Regions from separate parts of the Homo sapiens genome. Here region 2 is linked to region 1. Evidence: read pairs that join two places in POLR2A ChIA-PET (ENCODE). Cell type or tissue: CD4-positive, alpha-beta T cell. All regions are shown on one strand. Each heading gives the region's core, and the rest is flanking DNA. Links, peaks and the distances in the headings are about the cores only.

Region 1 (8,335 bases), core at 24-8,023:
ACAGAGTTGAGACTCTGTCTCAAAAAAACAAAAAACAAAACGAAACAACAAAAAAAAGTTTTTTGTTTTTTGTTTTTTTTTTGAGGTGGAATCTTCCTCTGTCGCCAGGCTGGAATACAGTGATGTGATGTCTGCTCACTGCAACCTCCGCCTCCTGGGTTCAAGTGATTCTCCTGCCTCAGCCTCCCGAGTAGCTGGGACTACAGGCGCACGCCACCACACCCAGCTAATTTTTGTATTTTTAGTAGAGACAGGGTTTCACCATGTTGGCCAGGATGGTCTCAATCTCTTGACCCCGTGATCTGCCTGCCTCAGCCTCCCAAAGTGCTGGGATTGCAGGCATGAGCCAGCGTGCCCAGCCAAAAAAAAAAAAAAAACTTTGTTATTTAAAAAGCTACATTGGTACACTGGCCAGGGACAGTGGCTCACGCCTGTAATGCCAGCACTTAGGAAGGCTGAGGCAGGCAGATCACCTGAGGTTGGGAGTTTGAGGCCAGCCTCATCAACACGGAGAAACCCCGTTTCTACTAAAAATACAAAATTAGCCAGGTGTGGTGGTGCATGCCTGTAATCCCAGCTACTCAGGAGGCTGAGGCAGGAGAATTGCTTGAACGTGGGAGGCAGAGGATGCGGTGAGCTGAGATCGCGTCATTGCACTCCAGCCTGGGCAACAAAAGCGAAACTCCGTCTCAAGAAAAGAAAAAAAAAAAAGGTATATAACTATATACAAACTACTTATGCTCTTGGCAAATACCTCATCTGTAAGTGGAAAGATACTGCTTACCTTGTGTGAGAGCACAACCTGGCTCCTCATGAGTAGAGGCTGATATGAATCCTTCATCACTCTATACCCAGTGTCTGATTGAAAGCAGGTGCTCAAAACAGATTTATTAAACAAATTAATACCCATATATATACTTATGTAGAGAACTAATTACTGAGGTCCCTTGTTGACCTGAGGAAACAAAGTTAATAGCACTATCACTGGAAGTTTAATGCCAGAGGGTTGTTGGTATGTAGTGAAAGGAGGACAGGAGATCAATGACTGGTTAAAAGAAAACTGAATTTTGCTTATATTTGTTAAAGTCTGTTTCTTCATAGAAATAGATATTTTAGATATCTTCATAGATATTTTTAAGACATGAAATGCTGTAACACTTTACTATGTCTATGCAAATACACATTTAAACAATATAGGAAGATTTCAATAACCAAACTAACTGTACAAAAAATAAACAAATTAACTTTATTACATTGCTACTTCAACTTCAGTCCTTACATTGATTTGTTTTTTAAAAAATACCAGTTTGAAACACATTACTGAAAGTGAGTGTACACAATAAATAGAAAATAGGGATGCATAGTGCTGGAGACATTCAACCAACTTATCTTCATCTGTTGCCTACTGTTGTAGACAAAATTTGACACACAATTAGCATTACTGAAAGAGCAGCCAAACTACCTCGGAGAAAGTGGCAAACTACTGGAAAAGTAGCTTAAAGCTCTGGACCACTCACCAAAAAAAAAAAAAAAAAGAAGAAAATACACTGTTTATCTGGGAGCTAGCCTCATTATGGCAATGAATTTATCTACTAGTCATAAGAACAATTTTTAAAATATCAAAAGTCCCAGGGAACCTTCACTAACAGTTTTTGTTTTTGTTTTTGGAGACAGAGTCTCCCTCTGTTGCCCAGGCTGGAGTGCAGCAGGGCGATCTTGGCTAACTGCAACCTCCGCCTCCCGGGTTCAAGCGATTCTTGTGCCTCAGCCTCCCAAGTAACTGGGATTACAGGTGTGTGCCACCACGCCCAGCTAATTTTTGTATTTTTAGTAGAGATGGGGTTTCGCCATGTTGACCAGGCTGGTCTAGAACTCCTGACCTCAACTGATCTGCCCACCTCAGCTTCCCCAAGTGCTGGGATTACAGGTGTGAGCCACTGTGCCCAGCCCAAAGTTTTTACTTTAAATATATGATTACTCAAATATCCTAAGCCATACGGCAGGCCCTATAACAATAAGTTACAAATAGTCTGAATTTAATAACTTAAGTGTGATATGGTTAATATAATACATACTGTGTGAATATCTTAACTAACCTCTTTCAGGTAAGGTGATAATTAAAAGGTTTAAATTTACAGTTTCAACTTCTGCTCAGAAGAATCATGCCAGTATTCTAGCAATGGTGATGACATCCCATTATTGTAATGCAGAACATGATAATGTCCATATTATTTTGAATTATACTTGAAGAAATAATTCTATGTACAAGTGAGTCTATATTCTATGTGCAAATTTTCAATGGTGCAGGTTTATAACCAAAGCTGCGTTTAACAAATGCTTTCTGGCTTCTGAAAACATGTCATGAAAATACTTCCTAAAAGTGAACAAACTAAAGTCAGAAGCAGGTGGCACCAGTTCTTTTTTGCCTTTATGTGTGATGGACTTCATGAAGCATTAACTCCCGAGGTATATTTGTTTCTGGACCATACAGCTTACATGCTCTTCTTTCAAAGGCAGCTACCATCTGCTTCACAACTTCATCAAAAAAGAGTGTGGCAAGCTGGGAATGTAGAAGTGATCGAAATTCAAAAGAAATCTGTAGGAAAATATTGAAAATTATTTTAGAAAAAATTATTTTTTGCTTTTTTTTTTTTTTTGGTTTTCCTGGAGAGGGACTCTCGCTTTGTTGCCCAGGTTGGAGTGCAGTGGCACAATTGCGGCTCACTGCAGCCTCAACCTCCTGGACTCAAGCAATCCTCCCACCTCTGTCTCCCAAGTAGCTGGTACTACAGGCATATGCCACCACATGTGGCTAATTTGTGTGTGTGTGTGTGTATATATATACGTATATATATACGTATATACATATATATACGTGTATATATACATATATATATATGTATATATGTGTATATATATATATATATATATATATATTTTTTTTTTTTTTGTGGGGGGGGGCGTAGAGAAGGGGTTTTGCCATGTTGCCCAGGCTGATCTCAAACTCCTGGGCTAATGCAATTCTGCCCACTTCAGCCTCCCAAAGTGTTGGGATTATGGGCATGAGCCACTGTGCCCAGCCAGAAAGATTTTTTTTAAACTAAATCTCCACTTAGGACAGTGGTGTTCACACTATGAACTGGGTATCTAAGGTAGAATTGTGTGGATGTATGTAGGTGGGATTTTTAGCACCCCCACAAAAGAGGGAATCTTCTTTTACTGCAACAAGCACAATTGCTGGCACAATAAGCTTACATAAAGAAGGCCAATGAAATCTCATTTCAAGGGAAAAAGTCTGTTTCTTAATAAGAGAAGACTGGAAAAAACCTTTGCTGAATACATTAATCACTATGCCTTCTTATTAATGTGTCCCTTTTAGATCCATCCTATCCCACAAAAGGAAATAAGGAAGGAAAGTGATCCTTCTCATAGGTATCACTGAGAAGCACCAGCAGGAAGAGGAGGCTGGAAGTGTGCATGCACATGTGTGCCTAACCCACAGGGCAGATGGTGTAAGTGGTTTAATCTTTCTTTTTTTTTTTTTTTTTTTTTGAGATGGAGCCTTGCTCTGTCGCCCAGGCTGGAAATGGCCCAACCTCGGCTCAAATGCAACCTCTGACTTCTAGGTTCAAGCGATTCTCCTGCCTCAGCCTCCAGAGTAGCTGGGACCACAGGCACCTGCCACCACGTCCAGTTAATTTTTGTATTTTCAGTAGAGACGGGGTTTCACCATGTTGGCCAGGCTGGTCTCAAACTCCTGACCTCAGGTAATCCACCCACCTAGGCCTTGCGAAGTGTTGGGATTACAGGCATGAGCCACTGCGCCCGGCCACGTGGTTCAATCTTAAAGTAGCCAATGATGTGGACAAGCTTGTCCAATCCACCTTATTTTGTAGTTGTTGTTGTTTTGTTTTGTTTTGTTTTAGGCTTTTAACAGCCTGAAGCCATGGGTTTTAGTTTCTGTCTCTAGTGGTTAAGTGGAAAAGAGGGATGAGGAAGAGGCTTTACTGGCCCAACCAGAAACAGAAACTAAGAACCCATGACTGTATTCTCTCCCTTGGATACCCTTTCAGAACTTTATTTATACCCTCTCATTGTTCCATATAGAATTCAAGACAACTGGTTTGAGAACTGTGTTTTAAGGACCAAATATCCTCTAAATATTAAAATGTTTATCTTTCATTACGAAATAATTTCATTTTTGTAAAAAAAAAAAACTACAAAATAATACAAAGAATTCCCATGTACCCATTACCCATATTTCCCTATTTTAATGTCTTCAATAACCATACTGCAATTATCAAAATCAGGAAATTAACAGAGGGAGTTACTACTACTAGATAATAATGCTATTATCTAATTTATATAGACCTTATTCAAATTTTCCCAATTGTCCTTTTTTTTTTTTTTTGAGACAGTGTCTCACTCTGTCACCCAGGTTGGAGTGCAGTGGTACGATCTCAGATCACTGCAACGTCCACTTCCTGGGTTCAAGTGATTCTCCTGGTTCAGCCTTTCAAGTAGCTAGGACTACAGGCATGCACCACCACACCCGGCTAATTTTTGTATTTTTAGTAGAGATGGGGTTTCGCCATGTTGGCCAGGCTGGTCTCAAACTCCTGACCTCAAGTGATCTGCCCGCCTCGGCCTCCCAAATTGCTGGGATTACAGGCGTGAGCCACTGTGCTTGGCCCCAATTGTCCTATTAATGTCTATAATGCTTTAATGAAAATTACTCAAGAGCTGAGAACAGCACACGATAATTTAGTCAAAATTGCCACCATTTCTTAAAATTCAATGCCCAAGTTGCCTGTACAGAGAACAACTCCCATATTACCTGTTGGCAAAGAAAAAGCCACAAATTGCTTTAAGTTTTCTATAACTACGATTATATGAAAAAGAAAGTTACTAGGCTGGGTGCGGTGGCTCACGCCTGTAATCCCAGCACTTTGGGAGGCCAAGGTAGGCAGATCTCCTGAGCCCAGAAGTTCGAGACCAGCCTGGGAAACATGGCAAAACCCCATCCCTACATAGAATACAAAAATAAGCCTGTGTGGTGGTGCATTCCTGTAGTCCCAGCTACTCGGGAGGCTGAGGTGTGAGGATCACTTGAGCCAGGGAAGCAGAGGTTACACTGAGTCAATATCACAGCACTGCACTCCAATCTGGGTGACAAAGTAGCGCCCCATCTCAAAAAAATAAAAAAAGAAAGTTACCAGACTCTAGATGCAAAAAAATGAAAAAAATATATTACCTTATTTCTGCATGTTTTATTTTTAAATTTTTTGAGACAGGGTCTCACTCTGTTGCCCAGGATGGAGTACAGTGATGTGATCATAGTTCACTGCAAGCTCGAACCCTTGGACTCAAGTGATCTGCTCGTCAGCCTTCTCAGCAGCTAGGACTACTGGTGGGCACCACTACACAAGGATAATTTTATTTTTATTTTTATTTGTTTTGAGACAGTTTTGCTCTTGTTGCCCAGGCTGGAGTGCAATGGCACGATCTCGGCTCACTGCAACCTCCGCCTCCCGGGTTCAAGTGATTCTCCTGTCTCAGCCTCCTGAGTAGCTGGGATTACAGGCACATGCCACCACGCCCGGCTAATTTTTGTATTTTTACTAGAGACGGGGTTTCATGATATTGGTCAGGCTGGTCTCGAACTCCTGACCTCAGGTGATCTGCCCGCCTCAGCCTCCCAAAGTGCTAGGGTTATAGGTGTGAGCCACCCCATCCAGCCGATAATTTTATTTTCACTAGAGACAAAGTCTTGCTATGTTCCCCAGGCTGGTCTCAAACTCCTGGCCTCAAGTGATCCACCTGACTCAGCCTCCCAAAGTGCTGGGATTCCAGGCATGGGCTACTGCACCTAGCCTGTTTCTGCATCTTATATGCAATGTGTTCTTTCATTTGGTGTTAATTTAAAACTATTATTAAGTTTAAAACTGTTATTAAGCTGGTTGTAAAGTCATGGCATGTATCTTACAATCTACAGATTTGTAAAAAACAGAATGAAGGAATATTCAAGGTTGCAAGAAATAGAATAAAAAAGAAATGTTCATTAGCATTTATGCAGAAAAAGGTATTCAATATAATTATGGCCTCTGTGTTCTAAAAAATGATTACTTTTTACCAATTTTACCTCATAAGTGGAACAAATCAAGGGCTTTATGAGACTTACTGAAAAATCCAAGGTACAAGTTCTTGGGTAGCCAGGAAGACCTGGGCTAAAACGCCAAATAGTCTCCAAATGATTGAAAAGTCTCCCATCAGTACAAGATGCCTACAACAAAATGAAAAAATAAAACCACAGTTAAATACCTTTGCTACTGGACATAATCTAAGAATCTACTATGACTGAGGCTGATTTCTTTCATAAGTAATAATTTTTATAGGTCAGACCATAGGAGATAAAGATATCTAATTTTTAGCTTGGTACTAGGAAGTAATGTCTTGCCAATATTAGCCTTTTTTTTTTTTCCTGCAGGGATCCCTAAGATTGCCAGGTGTTTTCTCTTCCATTGCTAACACCTGCTTTGCTACTTAGCTTTCCTTCCTCTAGAAGCAAAAGAGGGAGCTTCTTGGAAGCTTATTTCTAGCTCTGCCACATATAAGTGATCGTGAACAAGTTAAATCCCCATACCCTATTTCCTTAATCTGTAAAATAATACCTACTTTATATCATGAGATCACTGAAATGTTAATAAGGTACCTGGTACACATTTATCTCCTACTCAAAGACTGTTCTCTTATTAATCACGTATAGTCTTTCCTTCACTCTTTGCTCCTTATTCCTAGAGGCCTCTATCTAGTTTTCCTAACTGTGTAGTCCTGGCCCTTAGCCCTGATCCATTTCTTTCTGATTTTTTCAATGCACATGTATACTTTATATTCAGTATGCACACAATCACAATACTTAACCATACTATGTGCAGGGCATCTTGGTAGTTCCTATTTTGTATCATAAAAAAAATACTTATTGTGGCTGGATGTGGTGGCTCACACTTGTAATCCCATCACTTTGGGAGGCCAAGGTTGGGGGATCACTTGAGCCCAGGAGTTCGAGGCTGCAGTAAGCTATGATTATGCCACTGCACTCCAGCCTGGGCAACAGAACGAGATTCCCTGTCTCTTCGAAAAAAATTTAAAAATTAGCCAGGTTTAGTGATGCATGCCAGTAGTCCCAAGTACCCAGGAGGCTGAGGTGAGGGGACTGCTTGAGCCCAGGAGACTGAGGCAGCAGTGAGCTATAATTACGCCACTGAACTCCAGCCTGGGTGACAGAGCCAGACACTGTCTGAAAAAATAAAATAAAAATAAAAATAAAAAATAAAAAAATTTATTGAGATCCATGAAAGAGATGCCATCTGCAATCTGAAAATGGTAACCAGAACCATAGTTACTAGTTCATTGTTAGGACTGATTATGCTCGTTATGACCCTGAGAGATGCTCAGCATTTTATTTTTATTTTTATTTTTATTTTTTCCCACCTCAGCCTCCCAAGTAGCTGGGACCACAGGTGTGTGACACTATGCCCAGCTAATTATTTCATTTTTTGTAGAGTTGTGTTCTCCCTAAGTTGCCCAGGCTGGTAATGAACTCCTGGGCTCAAGTGAACCTCCTGCCTTGGCCTCCCAAAGTGCTGGGATTACAGCAGGCGTGAACCACCTCATCCACACAAATAATCTAGAGCATTCCTAAAGTGCACAGGTAATTTCTAAGAGCATCAAGAGTCTATAATAAAATCTTGTTATTTCAGTTGCCCAACTTTAGGATAATACATTCTGCCCTTCTTTACAATCATTTAAGAAGCTTATAGGAAATTTAACATTAAAGGATAAACAGGTTTTGGGAGTATTCACTGTAACATAGCACCTTCCTCTGACTACTTTTTTTTTTTTTTTTTTTTGAGACGGAGTCTCACTCTGTCACCCAGGCTGGAGTGCAGTGGCGCGATCTCGACTCACTGCAAGCTCCGCCTCCTGGATCCACACCATTCTCCTGCCTCAGCCTCTCAAATAGCTGGGACTACAGATGCCCGCCACCATGCTCGGCTAATTTTTTTTCGTATTTTTACTAGATATGGGGTTTCACCATGTTAGCCAGGATGGTCTCGATCTCCTGACCTCCTGATCCCCCCGCCTCGGCCTTCCAAAGTGCTGGGATTACAGGTGTGAGCCACCACACCCGGCCTCCTCTGACTACTTTTATACAAAATCTGGCAGTATTTCACTCACTCCAATTATCTAGCCCAAGGACGCACGGATTTTTACTGTTATGTTTTGACACGAAGAGTTTGCCAAAGACCTCATTTCTAAGAGCAGAGATACTGAA
Region 2 (8,335 bases), core at 295-8,294, 58 kb before region 1:
CCTCCTGAGGAGCTGGGACTACAGGCACACGCCATCACGCCGGGCTAACTTTTCCATATTTTGTAGATACAGGATTTCACCATAGGCAATGTAAATATAACTATGGTACATATTGTGATTTGGTTTATATGAAGTGTCTAGAGTAAGAAAATCTATTGAGACAGGAAATAGATTTGTACTGGTGTAGGGCTTGAGGGCAGAGAGGAAGGCAGAAGAGACTGAAGATGGCTGCTAATGAGGGTGAGGTTTCCTTTCAGGAAGGATAAATATGTTCTAAAAGGCCGGGCGTCGGGGCTCATGCCTGTAATCCCAGCACTTTGGGAGGCCGAGGTGGGCAGATCACAAGGTCAGAAAATCGAGACCATCCTGGCTAATATAGTGAAACCCAATCTCTACTAAAAATACAAAAAAATTAGCCAGGCGTGGTGGCACACACCTGTAGTCCCAGCTACTCTGGAGGCTGAGGCAAGAGAATCGCTTGGACCCGGGAGGCGGAGGTTGCAGTGAACCAAGATCGTGCCACTGCACTCCAGCCTGGGCAACACAGTGAGACTCCATCTCAAAAACAAAACAACAACAAAAAAGCTTTAAAATTAGACTGTAGTGATGGCTGTGCAACCCTGTGAATATAATCACTCTAACTGTATAGGGATTTGTATGGTATGTTCATTAGATCCAATAAAAGTTGTTTTAAATGACTAACAGAAAAAACTAAGTTTAAAAAAAAAGGCAAGGGAGGGTCACTTTCAATTTTTAAAATGTAATAACATAAAAATTTAAATTTCAGATCTCTGTAATGCTTTATGCAATCTTTTTGATATTCTGAAGTCTAAATACGTTAGAACAGATTAAAAGGGTGGTTACAAAAACTTACTAACTATAAGGCCTTCTTGAGCCAATCAATTTTGCCTACTTCAGACAATCTTTCTTGAATATCACTTGCTTACTCAAAAACTTTTTTTTCCAAACAAAAGGTCTCACATATTTAGTACTGAACCAGCCTACTGCAGAGCATAGAAACCAAAAGAAAAACCATTGTTCCAATACAGCATGTACAACTGTCCAGATGATGGTGACATTTTCAGCTTGATATGGTGACATGATAGTGACCTTGATGCAATATTAAGTATGTGTGCCATCTCATGTAAAATTCCTTCTAGACCCAGCTTGGTTCTTTTCCAATGTCTCCTCTTAGAGTTGTACCTGATTTTATTACTCAGTTTTCATCTGAATCCACTGGGGAATGGGACGATTTTGCTTTTGTTTCTTGGCCAGGAATCACTTGATTCTAAAAGTCTTAAAGTCTTGTGGGAAGGCATGGCAAAGAACTGAGTCACACGCACACACCATGATGACAGGGAAAGGGATCAAATACTTTTTTTTTTTTTTTTTTTTTTTTGAGGAGTTTTGCTCCTGTCGCCCAGGCTGGAGTGCAATGGCTCAGTCTTGGCTCACTGCAACCTCCGCCTGCCGGGTTCAAGCGATTCTCCTGCCTCAGCCTCCCGAGTAGCTGGGAATACAAGCACCTGCCATCACGCCCGGCTAATTTTTGTATTTTTTGTAGAGACAGGGTTTCGCCATGTTAGTAAGGCTGGTCTCAAACTCCTGACCTCAGCTGATCCACCCGCCTCGGCCTCCCGAAGTGCTGGGATTACAGGCATGAGCCACCGTACCCAGCCTCAAACACTTTTTAATGACTCTTTAATTACTATTGAAACCACTCTCCCTGATTTTTTTTATCTCATCCTAATGTTTCAAAGTTTTGATTCTCTCTCTCCTTGAGGAGATACAGCTAAATTGTATACCTTCTCCAAAGGCCACCTCAAATTCCACATCACAATTCTGTCCAAATCTCTCGTTCCCCCAACACACTCAAGCACTCCCTGATTATTCGAATCCTCACAGAACTCCATCCAATTTCCTGCCACATTTGTAATTTGTATATATTAGCAATCTGTCTATTCATTTTTGTCTTTCCTGTTCCCACTACACCTTCTATGGATAGAAATTTTTTTTTGTTTTTGAGATAGAGTCTCACTCTGTCGCCCAGGCTGGAGTGTAGTGGCGCAATCTCAGCTCACTACAACCTCTGCCTTCCGGGTTCAAGTGATCCTGTTGTCTCAGCCTTCCAAGTAGCCGGGATTATAGACATGCGCCACCATGCCCAGCTAATTTCTGTATTTTTAGTAGAGATGGTGTTTCACCATGTTGGTCAGGCTGGTCTTGAAGTCCTGACCTCAAGTGATCCACCTGCCTCAGCTTCCCAAAGTGCTGGGATTACAGCGTGAGCCACCGCACCCAGTCTTCTATGGCTAGAACTCTTAGTAGCATTTATTTCACACTTAATAGCACAACTTACTAACACTTACTTTCATGTGTCTCCTTCATATAGTGAGTCCCTGAACACAGAGACTTTTATTTACTTATTTTTTTTTTGAGATAGAGTTTCGTTCTGTCGCCCAGGCTAGAGTGCAGTGGCGCTATCTCGGCTCACTGCAACCTCTGCTTCCTGGGTTCAAGCAATTCTCCTGCTTCAGCCTCCCAAGTAGCTGGGATTACAGGCGTGCGCCCACAACACCTGGCTAATTCAAGACTGCCTAGGCTAATTCAAGACCGCCTAGGCTAATTCAAGACCCCTTAAGCTAGTTTTGAACTCCTGGGCTCAAGCAATTCTCCCACCTCAGCCTCCCAAAGTACTGGAATTACAGGCATGAACCACTGGGCCCACCCCAATTTTAATTATTTAACCATATATTTAGAAACTGACTTTACTTATATAATTACTAAATTTTGTTATTAAGTGGAGTTACAAGCTGTCAATCTTGAAGAAATCTAGAATCCTTTTATTGATACCAATTTATATAAAGCAAAAAAGAAATCCTTAACTTAGAAATAAAACAAAAATGCCATTTTGGCCAGTCACAATGGCTCACTCCTGTAATCCCAGCACTTTGGGAGGCAGAGGCGGGCAGATCACCTGAGGTCAAGAGTTCAAGACCAGCCTGGCCAACATGGTGACACACCATCTCTACTAAAAATACAAAAACTGGCCAGGCATGGTAGCACACGCCTGTAATCTCAGCTACTGGGAGACTGAGGCGGGAGAATCACTTGAACCTGGGAGGTGGAGGTTGCTCTGAGCAGCAATCACACGCTACTGCACTCCAACCTGGGAGTGAGACTCTATCTCAAAAAAAAAGTCATTTTGTTTTCTATAATGAGTCCTCCACACTTTTATGCAATAAAAGCAACTATCATTTTTAAAAAATCAGCTAAGAAGGCTGGACGAGGTGGCTCCTGCCTATAATCCTAGCACTTTGGGAGGCCGAGGCAGGTGGATCACGAGGTCAGGAGTTCGAGACCAGCCTGGCCAATAGGGTAAAACCCCATCTCTAATAAAAACACAAAAATTAGCCGGGCATGGTGGCACATGGAGGCTGAGGCAGTAGAATCACTTGAACCCGGGAAGCAGAGGTTGCAGTGAGCCAAGATCATGCCACTGCACTCCAGCCTGGGCGACAGAGCAAGACTCCGTCTCAAAAAAAAGGTACTTGAAGAAATAATGCTGAAAAGTTTCCAAGTTTGTAAAAAGATATAAGCTTGCAAATTCAAGAAGCTGAGTAGGCTGAGAAAAAAAAGAGGAATAGGGAGTTATTATTTAATATGTATAGAATTTCAGTTGGGGAAGATGAAAAAGTTCTGGACACGGTGGTGATGGTTGCACAATGGGAATGTACTTCATGCCACAGAACTGTACACTTTAAAATAGCAAAAATGAGGCCGGGCGCAGTGGCTCACGCCTGTAATCCCAGCACTTTGGGAGGCCGAGGTGGGTGGATCACGAGGTCAGGAGATCGAAACCATCCTGGCTAACACGGTGAAACCCCGTCTCTACTAAAAATACAAAATAGCCGGGCATAGTGGCGGGCGCTTGTAGTCCCAGCTACTCGGCAGGCTGAGGCAGGAGAGTAGCGTGAACCTGGGAGGCGGAGCTTGCAGTGAGCCGAGATCGCGCCACTGCACTCCAGCCTGGGAGAAAGAGCGAGACTCTGCCTCAAAAAAAAAAAATAAAAATAAAAATAAAAATAAAATAGCAAAAATGATAAATTTTATGTCTCATATATATTGCCACAATTTAAAAAAAGCTGAGTGAACATCAAACAAGATAAACCCAAAGAAATCTACATCCAGATACATCATAATCAAATGGCTAAAACCCAAAGATAAGTCCAGGTGTGGTAGCTCAGGTCTGTATCCCAGCACTTTGGAAGACCAAGGCAGGAGGATCACTCAAGCTCAGGAGTTAGAGACCTTGGGCAACACAATAAGAGCCCATCTCTACAAAACATAAAAATTAGTCAGGCATGGTGGTGCATGCCTGTAGTCCCAGCTACTTGAGAGGCTGAGTTGGAAGGATTGCTTGAGCCTAAGAAGTCCACTGTACACCAGCCTGGAATGACAGAGTGAGACCCTGTCTCAAAAAAAACAAAGAAAAAAACACCACTAAAGAAGCCAGGAGAATTTGAATGACAGATTCTTTCTCATCAGAAACCATGGAAGCAAAATGGCAAAACATTTTTAAAGTGCTGAAAAACTTAGCAGGCTGAGGCAGGAGGACTGCTTGAGGCCAAGAGTTCAAGACCAGCCTAGGCAACATAGCGAGACCACATTTCTACAAAAAAAAAAAAAGTCAGCCAGGGGTGGTGTGCTCCTGTAGTCATAGCTACTCAGAAAGGTGAGGTGAGAAAATCTCTTAAGTCCAGGAGTTTAAGGCTGCAGTAAGCTATGATTGTACCACTGCACTCCAGCCTGGCAACAGAGTGAGACCCTGTCTCAAAAAAAAATAAAAATAGAGTCCAGGCATGGTGGCTCACACCTGTAATCCTAGCACTTTGGGAGGCCGAGGAGGGTGGATCACAAGGTCAGGAGTTCAAGACCAGCCTGGCCAAGAAGGTGAAACCCCGTCTCTACTAAAAATACAAAAATTAGCCAGACACGGTGGCAGGCGCCTGTTATCCCAGCTACTAGGGAGGCTGACGGAGGAGAATCGCTTGAACCCAGGGGGTGGGGATTGCAGTGAGGCGAGATCGCGCCACTGCACTCCAGCCTGGGAGACAGAGTGAGACTCCATTTCAAAAATAAATGAATAAAAATGAAAATAAGGCCAGGAGGCCAGGTGGGGTGGCTCACGCCTGTAATCCCAGCAATTTGGGAGGCTGAGGCGGGCAGATCACAAGGTCAAGAGATCGAGACCATTCCGGCCAACATGGTGAAACCCCGTCTGTACTAAATATACAGAAATTAGCTGGGCACGGTGGTGTGCGCCTGTAGTCCCAGCTACTCGGGAGGCTGAGGCAGGAGAATGGCTTGAATCTGGAGGCAGAGGTTGGAGTGAGACGAGATTGCACCACTGCACTCCAGCCTGGGCGACAGAGCAAAACTCCATCTCAAAATAAATAAATAAAAATAAGGCCGGGCACAGTGGCTCACACCTATAATCCCAGAACTTTGGGAGGCTGAGGTGGATGGATCACTTGAGGTCAGGAGTTCAAGACCAGCCTGGTCAATATGGCAAAACCCAGTCTCTACTAAAAATAGAAAAATGAGGCGGCTGTGGCGGCATGCACCTGTAGTCCCAGCTACTGGGGAGGCTGAGGCAGGAGAATCGATTGAACCCAGGAGGTGGAGGTTGCAGTGAGCCAAGATCACGCCACCGTACTCCAGTCTGGGTGACAGAGCGAGACTCTATCTCAAAAAAATAAATAAATAAATAAAATAAAAATAAAAATGTGCTGAAAGAGTTGTCAAGCCAGAATTCTATATCTAACAAAAATATTATTTAGAAATGAAGATCAGCTGGCCGCGGTGGCTCATGTCTGTAATCCCAGTACTCTGTGAGGCTGAGGCAGGCAAGTCAAGAGTTCAAGACCAGCTTGACCAACATGGTGAAACCCTGTCTGTACTAAAAACACAAAAATTAGCTGGGGGTGGTGGCGCATGCCTGTAATCCCAGCTACTCGAGAGGCTGAGGCAGGAGAACTGCTTGAACTCATGAGGCTGAGGCAGGAGAATTGCTTAAACTCAGTGAGCCGAGATCGCGCCACTGCACTCCAGTCTGAGTGACAGAGCGAGACTCTGTCTAAAAAAAAAAAAAAATTACTAAAGGAAGTTCTTCAGACAGAAAATAATACAAAGAAAATTGGGAGGCCAGGCGCGGTGGCTCACGCCTGTAATCCCAGCACTTTGGGAAGCCGAGGCGGGCAGATCACGAGGTCAGGAGATTGAGACCATCCTGGCTAACACAGTGAAACCCCGTTCTCTACTAAAAATACAAAAAAATTAGCCGGGGGTGATGGCGGGCGCCTGTAGTCCCAGCTACTCGGGAGGCTGAGGCAGGAGAATGGCCTGAACCCAGGAGGTGGAGCTTGCAGTGAGCAGAGATTGTGCCACTGCACTCCAGCCTGGGAGACAGTGTGAGACTCCGTCTCAAAAAAAAAAAAAAAAAGAAAAAGAAAAAGAAAAAGAAAATTGGGAACATCAGGAGCAGGGAGCAGGAGACATTGTAAATATCTGGGTATAAATATAATAGACCATTCTTCTCATGACTTCTTTAAAATATGTTTGACAAGTGAAAGTAAAATGATTAACGATGGGGTTTTCAATGTATATTGATGTAATATACAGCAACTATAGTATAAAGGGGGAGCAAAAGGGGTGCATATGATAGTAAAGTTTCTACATTTCAAGTAAAGTGGTAGAATACTGATTTTCAGTAAACTGCGCAGGTACCCATTTAGTAATCAAGTATATAAATATGTCAAAATTAGAATTAAAACAGAATACTAAAAATGTTCAACTCACCCTTAAAAAGACAGAAAAGGGGAAACAGGAACAAATGAAAAGCCCAGAAGGAACAAATTAAAAAGTAATAAAACGGTAGGTCTAAATCTAAATAATAGTAAACATTCAGCACATCAATGTTAAATGGTCTGAACATACCAATTAAAAGAGAAAGTCTGTCAAAATGAACTAAGAAATATGACTCAACCATATGCTGTCTACAAGAAACTTATTTCAAACGTAATTATATAGGTATGTCAAATCATGAAAAAAGAAATACCATACAAATATAAATCAAAAGAAAGTTATCAGGAATGCAAAGATGGTTCAACATTTTTAAAAAAACAACAACAATGCAATATACTACATTAATATACAAACGGAAAAAAGCACACAATCATACCAATGCAGAAAAGATATCTGACAAAATCCAACATATTTTCGTGATAAAACCACTCAGAAAACTAGGTTTAAAAGGAAATTTCCCCAACATGATTAAGGGCATTCATGAAAAGCTCACAGCTAACCTCAGACTCAAGGGTGAAAAACTAAAAGCCTTTCCAACCCAAATGAGACAAGGATGCTCACTTTCACCACCGCTATTCAACACTGTACTAAAAGTTCTAGCCAGAGCAACTAGACAAGATAAAGAAATAAAACGCATCTCATTTGGAAAGGAAGTGGTAAAACTATCTCTATCCACAAATGACATGATCCTATATATAGGAAATCCCAAAGAATCCACAAGAACGTTACTCTAAGTGAAAAATGATTCAGCAAAGTTGTAGAATACAAGATGAACACATAAAAATCAGTTTTGTTTCTATATACCTGTAAGAATCTAAAAAGGAAGAAAGCAATTCCACTTACAATAGCACCTAGAAACTTTTAAATACCTAGAAATAGATTTAAATAAGGAGATAAAATTTTTTGCAGACGGAAAACTACAAAACATTGCTGCAAGTAATTAAAGAAGACCTAAATAAATGGAAAGACATCTCGTGTGCATGAGTAAGAAGGCTTAATATCGTTAAGATGTCAATGCTACCTAAAGCAATCTAGAGATACGAGGCAATCTCTATCTAAATTCCAATCGACGCCCCCCTTTTTTTTGCAGATACGGAAAAGGTGATCCTCAAATTTATATGGAATTGCAAGGGTTTCTGAATAAACAAAAAAAATCTTGAAAATAAAGAACAAATTTGGTCAGAGCATGGTGGCTCATGCCTGTAATCCCAGCCGAGGCAAGAGGATCACCTGAGCCAAGAGTTCAAAACCAACCTGGGCAACATTGCAAAATTCTGTCTCTATTAAGAAAAATAAAATAAGGAACAAAGTTGGAGGATTCACACTTCTTGAGTTCAAAACTTACTACAAAGCTACAGTCATCAAACACTGTGTGATACTGGCATAAGGATAGACATACAGACAAACAGAAATAAAGAAAGAACCCAGAAATAACGTGTCACATACATGGCCAAAAGATTTCGACAAG

What was found. Peaks named below come from ENCODE experiments on the same cell type or tissue, not always from the same donor. Only the 100,000 strongest peaks of a DNase experiment are listed, where the experiment ranks them.
Region 2: POLR2A ChIA-PET joins it to region 1 with 12 read pairs; 7 of 35 experiments call an interaction of 5 or more read pairs at or near these places.

Annotation. Positions count from the first base shown.
Region 1 is chr2:197,468,018-197,476,352 of GRCh38, reverse strand. It overlaps COQ10B (coenzyme Q10B), which reads right to left. Exons shown (of 5, transcript NM_025147.5): 4 at 6,182-6,283; 5 at 1,043-2,596. The coding sequence ends at 2,429. It overlaps LOC124907951 (a long non-coding RNA gene), which reads left to right and starts at 3,312. Exons shown (of 2, transcript XR_007087903.1): 1 at 3,312-3,512. In CD4-positive, alpha-beta T cell, for the core only: no CTCF peak of the experiment used is centred there; no DNase peak of the experiment used is centred there.
Region 2 is chr2:197,526,787-197,535,121 of GRCh38, reverse strand. All of the region lies in intron 3 of HSPE1-MOB4 (HSPE1-MOB4 readthrough), which reads right to left. The region is part of intron 2 of MOB4 (MOB family member 4, phocein); the gene reads right to left. Among named protein-coding and RNA genes, the nearest start is that of MOB4, 15 kb to the right of the region's middle. In CD4-positive, alpha-beta T cell, for the core only: no CTCF peak of the experiment used is centred there; no DNase peak of the experiment used is centred there.